Linked DNA regions of Homo sapiens: region 1 is linked to region 2. A link is an interaction called in ENCODE POLR2A ChIA-PET data of the cell type or tissue named here. Cell type or tissue: A673. All regions are shown on one strand. Each heading gives the region's core, and the rest is flanking DNA. Links, peaks and the distances in the headings are about the cores only.

Region 1 (5,188 bases), core at 765-4,764, 1.2 Mb before region 2:
AAGGAAATACCTGAAAGTGGATAATTTATAAAGAAAAGAGGTTCAGGTGACTCACAGTTCTACAGGCTGTACAGGAAGCATGGCTGTAAGGCCGCAGGGAGCTTTAGCTCATGGCAGAAGTCAAAGCAGGAGTGGACGTCTTTACATTGCTAGAGCAGGAGGAAGTGGGGAAGGTGCCACACAGGTGTATACAACCGTATCTTGTGGGAACTCAATATCTTCAGAAAAGCACCCGGTGGGATGGTTTTAAACCATTAGAAACTGCCCACATGATCCAGTCACTTCCCAACAGGCCCCACGTCCAACACTGAGGATTACAGTTGGACAGGAGATTTGGCTAGGGACACAGAGCCAAACCATATCATTCAGTAATCATGTATGTTCATTCATTCTGTGGGATGTCAAAAGAGAAGCTACAGATAGACAGAAATATATTGTTTTTAGATTAGAGCTTTAAAATTTTTATTTTAGCAGCAAACTTTTCTTTTCATAATAAATCCTCTTTAAGACCCTAGTTTTGGAAAAAAAGAAAACATAAAATAAATTTCTGATGGAGGCCATGGTTTTAAAAAGGAGATCAGGAATGTCATCATTTTAATCCCCTGCATACATATTCACACACTGATACACTCATATCATACACATATGCACACTCTGAGACACTTCTGCAAAAATGTGAAAGAATATACATAAAAAATTCTCTTAGATGACAAAAAATAAAACACAAGACAAAACCTCCACAGGAAAGCAGTTGATAAAATAAATGCTACAGTTGGACTCAGAAGATCTGGATTTATAAGTTGGTCCTAGTAAATTATAGTTGTATGACTTTAAATATTTATCTAACTATTTTAGTTTCACTTTAAAATTTTCAGATGGAGGTGGTGATACCCACCTACATAGCTGCTGTGAATCCTAAATTGAAAGAGCAAACATAATTTGTAAACTACAAAATAGTATACTATTATGAGCTACCATTTTTACTGTTATCAGGACTTGGACAGTATGATTTTTATTTATTTAATAATAATTTTGTGTTGTGAATATTTGAAAACTATGATAAGAAGACATAGTGAAAGATGCATCTATTGGCTACCAATAGTAGCGTCCATGTTCTTTCAATTAATAAAAGAAAAAAGGGAGCTGAAATATGGTAAATCATGGGATCATAATCTCCGATTGCCTAGATGAGGTAAATGATTCTACCATTAAATTAGAAATATCCTAATCCACAAAGTTAGAAGGATAAAATATTTCTATCTTAGTGCCATGGCGTTTATCCCCTATTGAGTAACTACCATGATTCTCAAGCTGAATGTCAGTTGTAGAAAAATGCTGCTCTTAAAGTCATTTGTGTGTTTGGGAATGTTATGTTTTCAAGGATGAATGCTTATACTGTAAAAAATTAGTCTTCATGGGTATACCATTACAAACCTGAAATAGAAATAAAATGTTATATTTGTGGGCTTTTGTTGACTTTGAAAATGTTAAAAAAAGATTTTAAAAAAGTGAAGATTATGGGAAAACACAGATACTCCAAGAGCTGAAAAACAAATTATGCTGCTAAGCAATATGAAAATCAAGGTGATTTGCCTTCTAATGAATCAAAAAGAATGCAATGGAAAGAGAAAATCTGAAGTAAATCTCTGACTTTACTGTGACTTGGTGATTATAGTACCCTGAAACATAATCTTTTTTTTTTTGCATTTTTAAAAGACAGATATGGAATACAAAAAGACTTTCAAGGGGAACATGCAGTAACTGTAACAGTTTCCTTTATATATATATATATAAAAAAATAAGGCAAAACAAAAACAAAAAGGCCACCGTGACCTGATTAAGAAATACTCATCAGAAGTAGCAATGACTTTGACCCATCCATTTTCAAGAAAAAAAAGAATGCTGTGAACAGACAGAACCCAGAACAGTGAGAACATTCTCCTGATCATTTTCAGAACACAGATATTAGCTGAAAACTACTAGGTAATGAACTTTATACAATGCTTTATTTTTTAAAAAAGTCAGGGGCCTTAGATGATGCATATAAAATTCATGCTTTTTTTTTTTTTCAGTTAGATATGGGAGAAGCAATCCCTGTCAGTGAGACATACTGGTGAAAATGTCCATAGCAAATTGGTCATTGAGTAAGCATTACCAATACAGCCAAGAGAAGAGAAGTGAGATTCCAAGATGAGACTGCATTCAAATTTTACAAAATACGTTTCATGATAGGCTAGGTGGTTATAGGCTCATTTTGCAGAAGATAAACTCAGATTCAGAAAAGTAAATTAATTAATGTAACAAGTCATCAGGATTTGTGTTAGGAAATAGGTAGACATAGTTGCATCTGTGAAGTTATATTTGTCCTTAAGGAGTCTGCAGTGTAGTGGAGAAGACAAAAAAAAAAATCAACAATTACAGAATAGCTCCATAGTTGCCAAGATCAGCATATAGGCAAAATGCTAAAAGCATATAGAAGTGGAACAAGTAGATCTGAGTAGCTTGTCTAGGAAGAGTTCACAGAGTAGGATGACCTCTAAGATAATTTTTAAAATATAAATAAAAGTTTGCTAGATGAAGTGAAATCACAATATGAAATAATTCTAGGAAGCTACAAGTAGCAGATGTGGGGTAGAACAAGGGTAATTAGTCTGGGAAGGGGACAGATGTTTGGAGACAATTCTCCATAAACTTTGCACATTTCTTCATATCTCAATCTTAACAGACAATTTGCTCAGATTTATTTATATTCTTCAATATTAAAGGCTAATATCTCCCTTTCCAAAGACATTACAGTACAGTACAAAGAATGCTCCCTATCCTCCCTGGAGAAGATTTGTTTACATTCCTATTAAGACAATATTTCTCTCCAGAAGGGAGAATGATCAGTGTTTTTTAAATTTTAAATTTTAATTTTTTTGCAGTCTCTTTATAAGATTAGAAATTCCCCCTCCCTCCCAAATAAGAAAGAAAGAAAGAAAGAAAGAAAGAAAGAGAAAGAAAGAAAGAAAGAAGGAAAGAAAGAAAGAAAAGAAACAAAGATTAAGAGTTTCCTGAGCTCATGGCTCCTCAGCTGTGACAGACACACTGTATGTACATCTGCCAATTCCCATCTCCATATCAACCCAATGGGACTTGAGGGGAAAGGAGAATTGAATTGAGCAAGAAGCTCATGCTGTCTCCTGTGCTATGACTAATACTTTTTTAAAATTCATTTGAGCTCATTGTCTCCTTACCAGCCTGATCTAAGGAAGTGTGATGAGTCAGATTAGCAGTTACCATCATACTGCTGCTTAGAAACTACTTGACTACTTGACTGACAGTAGGTAAGGATCAGGGATAGGCAGGAGAGAAGGTAAGAGGCTACACGTTAAACCAGCCATCAATGCACCTCTCACACCAATGCCAAAGCAAAGTTGGCTTTTAGCTACCCACGAATATAGTTAGGTAGAACCCTGAACTTACTATAGGGTTTGTCACGCCTGTAATCCCAGCACTTTGGGAGGCCGAGGCGGACGGATCACGAGGTCAGGAGATCGAGACCATCTTGGCTAACACGGTGAAACTCCGTCTCTACTAAAAATAACAACCAAAAAAATTAGCCCGGCGTGGTGGGCGGCAGCTGTAGTCCCAGCTACTTGGGAGACTGAGGCAGGAGAATGGCCTAAGCCTGGGAGGCGGAGCTTGCAGTGAGCCGAGATGGCACCACTGCACTCCAGCCTGGGCGACGGAGCGAGACTCTGTCTCAAAAAAAAAAAAAAAAAAAAAAAGTTTGTTAGCCAAAAAAGTAGAATCCCTGATTATCTTTAAGTGGTCTACAGACCTTCTTGGCCTTGCCAGGAAACCGGCTAATATTGTCAGATCCTTGTTGATAAAACTGAATCTTACAATTACATTGCTTTGCAAACAAGTTGAGTGGAGACTTGAGGAGCTTTCAAAAATATGTTATCTGGAGTTAGGAAAAGAACAAGATATTGTTCTGGTTTTATTGTGTACTAATAAATCAATTACAGAGTTTTGAAATTTTAACACGCAATATGTCTATTCTAAAAGTTGATGTTGAATTCCTTTAATGTTTCAAATTATATTCAATAAAAAGTATCAGTTTTTCATGTGAAACACATATAGAATACTATGATGACCTCATTCTGGTTAATGAGTTGTTAACATGTGAGATCGATTGTCAGATTTGTTTTGTTTTGTTCTAAGATGACTTACTGAAAATTGTATAAACCCCATTAGTCCAGTTTTATATTTTTAAAAATGTAATTGGGACATATAGTTCTGTTGACATATTTGATTTGATTACATCAGTGTGAAGGTATGCTGGTTATTTATAGTACTAAGTTCAAATTTGTGCAATTCTGGAACAAACATTGTTTAATCTTCAAATATTTATGGATGTTTTAGTAACATAATAATGCCCACAACCCTGAGTTTAAGAGTTGATGATTAGTCATTTTGCTCACTATTCAAAATAGAGAATAACCTCACTTAGCTAAGCTTTTTTTTTTTATCTATAATAGTCAGTTTGTAGAAAAATATTAATAGAATCCAGGTGCAATACCATGAGAGGAATCAAATGCGTTGAGCGTAGAGTAGGTAGACACAAATTCAGAGAGAACCTCCTGTTTCTCTATTCAGCATATTTTGTCAGTATATTAGTTGATTCAGCATGATCTTGTCTTTTCTAATAAAATACTTTAAACAAGCAAGAACTCTCAGAATAACCATATATCCAGATGATATTTGTTCCTTCTCCATCCCGATTCATGATACCTCACTTATCTGGAAGTCAGACTTCTGGTATCCTTACCCTAAGCCTCGAACAGATAGATAGAGAGAGAGATAGTTTTTTTTTTTTTTTTTTTTTTGAGACAGAGTCTCGCTCTGTCACCCAGGCTGGAGCGCAGTGGCGCAATCTTGGCTCACTGCAAGCTCCGCCTCCCAGGTTCACGCCATTCTCCTGCCTCAGCCTCCTGAGTAGCTGGGACTACAGGTGCCCGCCACCACACCCGGCTAATTTTTCGTATTTTTAGTAGAGACAGGGTTTCACTGTGTTGGCCAGGATGGTCTCGATCTCCTGACCTCGGGATCCACCAGCCTCGGCCTCCCTTTTTTTTTTTTTTTTGACGGAGTTTTGCTCTTGTCCCCCAGGCTGGATTACAATGGTGCAATCTCAGCTCAC
Region 2 (5,188 bases), core at 381-4,380:
TGTTCTCCTGGAAATTAATTTCTCCCAGTTCTCATTTCACAATTTTAAAAATTTTGGCTTTATTTTCTCAACCCATTTTCTGTTTTCCTACATGAATTACCACTAGTTCATATGTCCACTTTCCTTTCTATTTTGATTCATACAGATTGACTTTGTAATTCATTTTTCATGCTCCTCAGCCACCCCAGGTTTGTGCACAGGTTCTTATGACCAGAATGCATGAGTTTCGATGTTCTCGAATTTGCTGGCCGTAGGCAAGGGATATTCTCCCAGTTCCTGTTGTGTTCCAAGATAGAATCTTAAAGATCTCTCTAGATAAGTGACATACTCATACAATATTTTTTACCTACTTGAATTGCATATATATATATATATATATATATATATGTCACTTAGCATTTTATAAATTACTTTCATATATTTTCTTTTTAGACTTCACCATCAATTCATACAGCAGATATCATCATACACAGTCCAGGTATGAAGATCTGGGCTCAGAGAGACTAAGTAAGTGAATTGCCTGAAGACACATTGTTGGTGAGTAACAAAATATGGGGACCTGGAGCAATACTAATTTCACAACCCTATTTACTATCTTCTGGAAAGTAAGAAAAAAAATGGTATGGCTTTGGAAAAAATTGATGAAGTTCCCAGGTGTCAGATTAAAGCACAATATTGGAGAAGGGGAAACTGTTCATCACCCAGTGAAGTGGGTTTGGGGATTAGATCTTTCTCTGTTAGTTATAGCACATTATTCAGGGCAGATACATGTGCCAGACCATGTTGATCAGATAAAGCAGATGACCATTAAAGTTGCCTATCACAGTATGAAATATGACTGTATGTTCTGCTATTCCTATTTAATGGAGAAATGTGAGAAAGCTGTTCCTTGTTGGAAATAAACTCACAAAATAAACAAATAACATTGTATCTATTAACACTAGCAAATGAGAACAGAAAATAGATGACTGAAAATCATACTTTTTAACATAACATATGAATAATGCAAATTCCTTGGGGGTAAAAAAAATTAGCAATCTGTTCATATTGGTTGCCAGAAATTTCTTGAATTTTAAATACGAATACTTCTATTGTGACTATGAAGGCTGACAGAGCTGTATGTCTGAAATTTAATCCAACCAGTGAGGTTAGGATATAAGAGCAGATATTCTGGACTCAAAGTGGGTACTCATCAATACAAATACCATACTGAGGTGTATTAAATATCTCCTTGCCAACTTTTTTCTATGATGTCACTGTGAGCTTTATGCAAGAATATTTGTTACTTTATATTTTAAAAACCTTTAAAATAAATGATACATGGAATAAAAGATTAGCAGTAGTAGATAAATCATCACCATTTGATCATTTATATTTGGTGATGATAGAGTGATAGACTTAATGTCATTCCATGCATGTGAAGCACATTTAAATTATTAGCAACATATCAAGAATTCTGAATGAAACAACACACTTAAATCTGAAGTCTCCTCTCTACTCTCCTTATCATTTAATGCTATGTATATCTGGGCTGTCTAATTACAAACACATCTAGTTAGATGAGAAACTGTTATTTCCAGATGATGCTGTGCAAAATTCTTGGTTAGATTTGGGTTTAAGGTCTAAATGAATGCTATTAGTATATTATGGAGAGTGTCTGATTTGGAATAAAGTATTGATGTACTTTCTAGAAACAGAATTAGTAGGAGCAAAACTTTTCTGTAGGAGATCTGGAATCACTGAGCAGTGAGAAATGTCAAGGTCACATGTCCAGTCAGAATGTGAAGGAGAGAAGGACCATAGAAACAGAAAGCCTGATTCTTTCCTCTGCGTGAACTTGTCCAAGCTACTTCCTAACAACAAGAAAATGGTAGAACCTGAAAAAAAGAAAGTTCGTAAGTCTGAATATCAGGAATGGAATCAAATTAAACATCAAAATGCAGGGTTCACAAAATTATTTTAAATATATATATATATATATTTTTAAGCGAGAAACATTTGTCTGCACTGTTGTGTGTGTATGTTTATGTGTGTGTTTTGCAGTAAGCTGGTAATAAGAAAGAATGAAATCACTTGCTTGACTAAAAGAGTCTGTTAATAAGTAGGGGAGAGAGACATGTTCACTACATGGATAAACATAATATGATGAAAAAAGACCATGTGCAAAAGGAAGGATTAGAAGGGTATCTGTGAGAAAGAATGACAGCCTGATACTAATAAAAAGCATTTATTAAGGAGAGCAATGTCTTTTCTTCAACTTGAGCTGCTGAGTTCAATATTTGCTCTTTCTGACTGTGCTGAAATCAGAATACTAAACTTTTCCCTAGCTAGATAGTTATTAGAGAAACACTGAACTCTACTGGTGAATCTACAATCACCACTTGATGATGGCAAATGGGATTTATAATTAGACTGTGAAATAGATAAGAGGATCTTTAACTATCTTTGAGGAGTACATGGTTGTGCAGACAGGTAAGGCTGTGGTCCTTACCTGTCTTAGACAGGGATCCTGCCTGAGGAAGACTGTTACAGCCAGGACACCTGTCTAGAACAGCTGCTTAGAAGGAAGAGGTTGGAGTAGTGGACTGGGGTGCTGTGTGAGGTTACAATAAGAAAAATGTTTGTTTGTTTGTGATACTCACTGGCCAACCAGAGCAGGCCTTTTCAGTGTTGTTCTGAGTTGTTTTTTATTTCATTTTTAAAGCTTAAAATCCTGTAAGGGACTGCCTAACCTTCCTGATTCATATGTACATGAATAAGTAAGCTCTTGTTAACATGTGTGATACATAGTATTTGACAGTGTTTCCAGGAATTTAGGACACTACTCAGAAGCTTATTAGATATGCTATACTTCATGAAAACACCCAAATTATTTATCATCAACTCTCATGTAACTGGAGAGGAATATTACCGAAAGAAATTAGATTTTCCAGGGTAAGCTGAAATTAATTTATTTGATTTTGAAATATCTTTCTTTTTATTTCCTTTTCTTCCTTTCTTTCCTTTCCTTTTATTTTAATTATCCTTTGAGCAAATATTTTTCCTATAAAAAATGACTCTAAACAGTAACCTTTGGCTACCTCTTCTCAGTACCAGATGACTTACGCACAGTAAATATATTCAGCCAATGATGTGACCAATTATTTTTTTGAAATGTGATTTTTAGAAGGGAAGGCGTTCTCCAGACTGACTGATGGAGATGGACTACCCCTGGTCCAAAATAAGCCACTGGCATCTTCTGCCAGCCCATGGTGCAACTACCTGTTTTCTTTCTTTCTTTTGTAGAGCTCTGTGTCTTCTTGACTAACACATGAGGCCACCTCCTGGGGCTGTTTGAACTGTTTCTGCTGATAGGGGAGGGCATTTCTCCAGCCCTGCTTCTAGACTCCCTCTTAATCTTCAGATGGCCTCTCACCCAGTTGCATGTTGAGTTATCCTTTCAAAAGGTAATTTCACAAAAATGTACAAATATGATCTTTTGTAAGTTATTTGCAATGAATAGGTGAGCCAAAAGCTAAGGTGAAAGACACAGGCTTTGAATGCTAAATCGTATTGAGTTTTAAGGATATATTTTTACAGTGTATGGATTTTTGCTAAGCAGAGATGGTCTCATAGCAAAAGATTAATGTTCCAGACATGGAGATTGCTGAACCCAAACTATCTCAGGAAGAAACTATTTTTCACACATAGCTATCCAGGTTGCCAATTTAGAATGCATTTTTATCTAAACAGAGTATATGTGTGGATATATTTCCTGTAACTTCTGCAACCACAGATATAAATATTTTCTGATTAGTATTTCTGTGGCCAACTTGGTTTCTGACCCTACCTTATCAAGGAATAAGGTTTACATCTCAGTCTGTGACCTACTTTTTTGCCAGGATGGTCACCTGTGGTCTCAATTCTGCTCTCAACCTGCTATAAACATAATTCTGGCCAGAGGTCAGAGATCATAGGCCAGTTTACAAATATTGCATTTATTGTTCTAATTTTTAAACAGTGCATATAGTTATCTGTGTCTAGGAAGAGAAAGAAGAGTAGATGTGACAAGCCAGCTGGGGCAGACAAACTCACCTTGTCAATTACTTGGCAATTTCATGCAGAATAGCTCTTACATCTGATTTTACCTGTATCTTATTTGGAAAACTTTTAACCCAAATTACTGAAAACACTTTCCCTTATTGTAATCAAAATGTAATCTATATGTGTCAAACTGCAAACATTAATATATACTGCTTACCAAATAGAAATAGAACAAGAAATATCAGCAACATTTATTTTTTATTCTTATCAGCACAAAAATTTTTAGTAACTTTCATATTTGCATATTTCTTTATAAATTATATATAGAAACTTGGGTGTAATATTCATCACAAAACATTCTTAAAAATAGAAATTAAAAATGTGAGAAGCTAGCAAATGAAAGAGAAGCTACAATATTTTTTTCTTATACTGATATAGTTTGGATATTGGTTCCTACCCAAATCACATGTTGAATTTAATCCCCAATGCTGGAGGTGGGGTCTGGTGGGAAATGTTTGGGTCATGGGGGCAGATCCCTCATGGCTTCATGCTGCCTTCCTGATAGTGAGTTCTCTTGTGAGATCTGGTCATTTAAAAGTGTGTGACAACTCCCCCATTCCCCCAACTCTCTCTCATTCCTGTTCTTACCATATGAGATACCTATTCTTCTGCTTTGCCTCCAGCAGTGATTGTAAGCTTCCTCAGGCCCTTCAGAAACAGATGCTGCTATGCTTCCTGTATAGCCTGCAGAACCATGAGCCAATTAAACCTATTTTCTTTGAAAGTTGCACAGTCTCAAATATTTCTTTGTAACAATGCAAGAACAGCCTAATCCATAAAACACAAAAGATTCTGTCCTGGGAAGCAGGTTCCTTTCCTTTGGAGTTGCTTGTATAGATCATCATGCACAGTTGCTTCTTTCTGACTTACTGATCTCAAGTTGAGGACACTCGTTGTCTTCTTGGTTTCTCTCTATTAACTCGCTTCATTATATCTTATTGATTTCTGAAGTCTGGGATGTAGATATTCAGAACTGATATGCTCTTCATACATTTTTACTTCTCCCATAGCTTAGAAGACAGTTGTGTAGATCTGGAATGTTCTGTTTAAAGTCTCAGACTTAGTTCAGCTCTGGGAGCCAACTTCTCCTAGTCTGCCTTGTCCA

What was found. ChIA-PET counts read pairs that join two places held together with the same protein. Peaks named below come from ENCODE experiments on the same cell type or tissue, not always from the same donor. Only the 100,000 strongest peaks of a DNase experiment are listed, where the experiment ranks them.
Region 1: POLR2A ChIA-PET joins it to region 2 with 5 read pairs; 1 of 35 experiments calls an interaction of 5 or more read pairs at or near these places.

What each region holds. Positions count from the first base shown.
Region 1 is chr2:141,329,330-141,334,517 of GRCh38, reverse strand. The region is part of intron 3 of LRP1B (LDL receptor related protein 1B); the gene reads left to right. Among named protein-coding and RNA genes, the nearest start is that of MIR7157, 750 kb to the right of the region's middle. In A673, for the core only: no CTCF peak of the experiment used is centred there; a DNase peak (open chromatin) is centred at 3,177.
Region 2 is chr2:140,083,036-140,088,223 of GRCh38, reverse strand. It overlaps LINC01853 (long intergenic non-protein coding RNA 1853), which reads left to right. Exons shown (of 6, transcript NR_183816.1): 4 at 433-537; 5 at 3,286-3,446. Among named protein-coding and RNA genes, the nearest start is that of LINC01853, 32 kb to the left of the region's middle. In A673, for the core only: a CTCF peak has its summit at 2,368; a DNase peak (open chromatin) is centred at 2,313.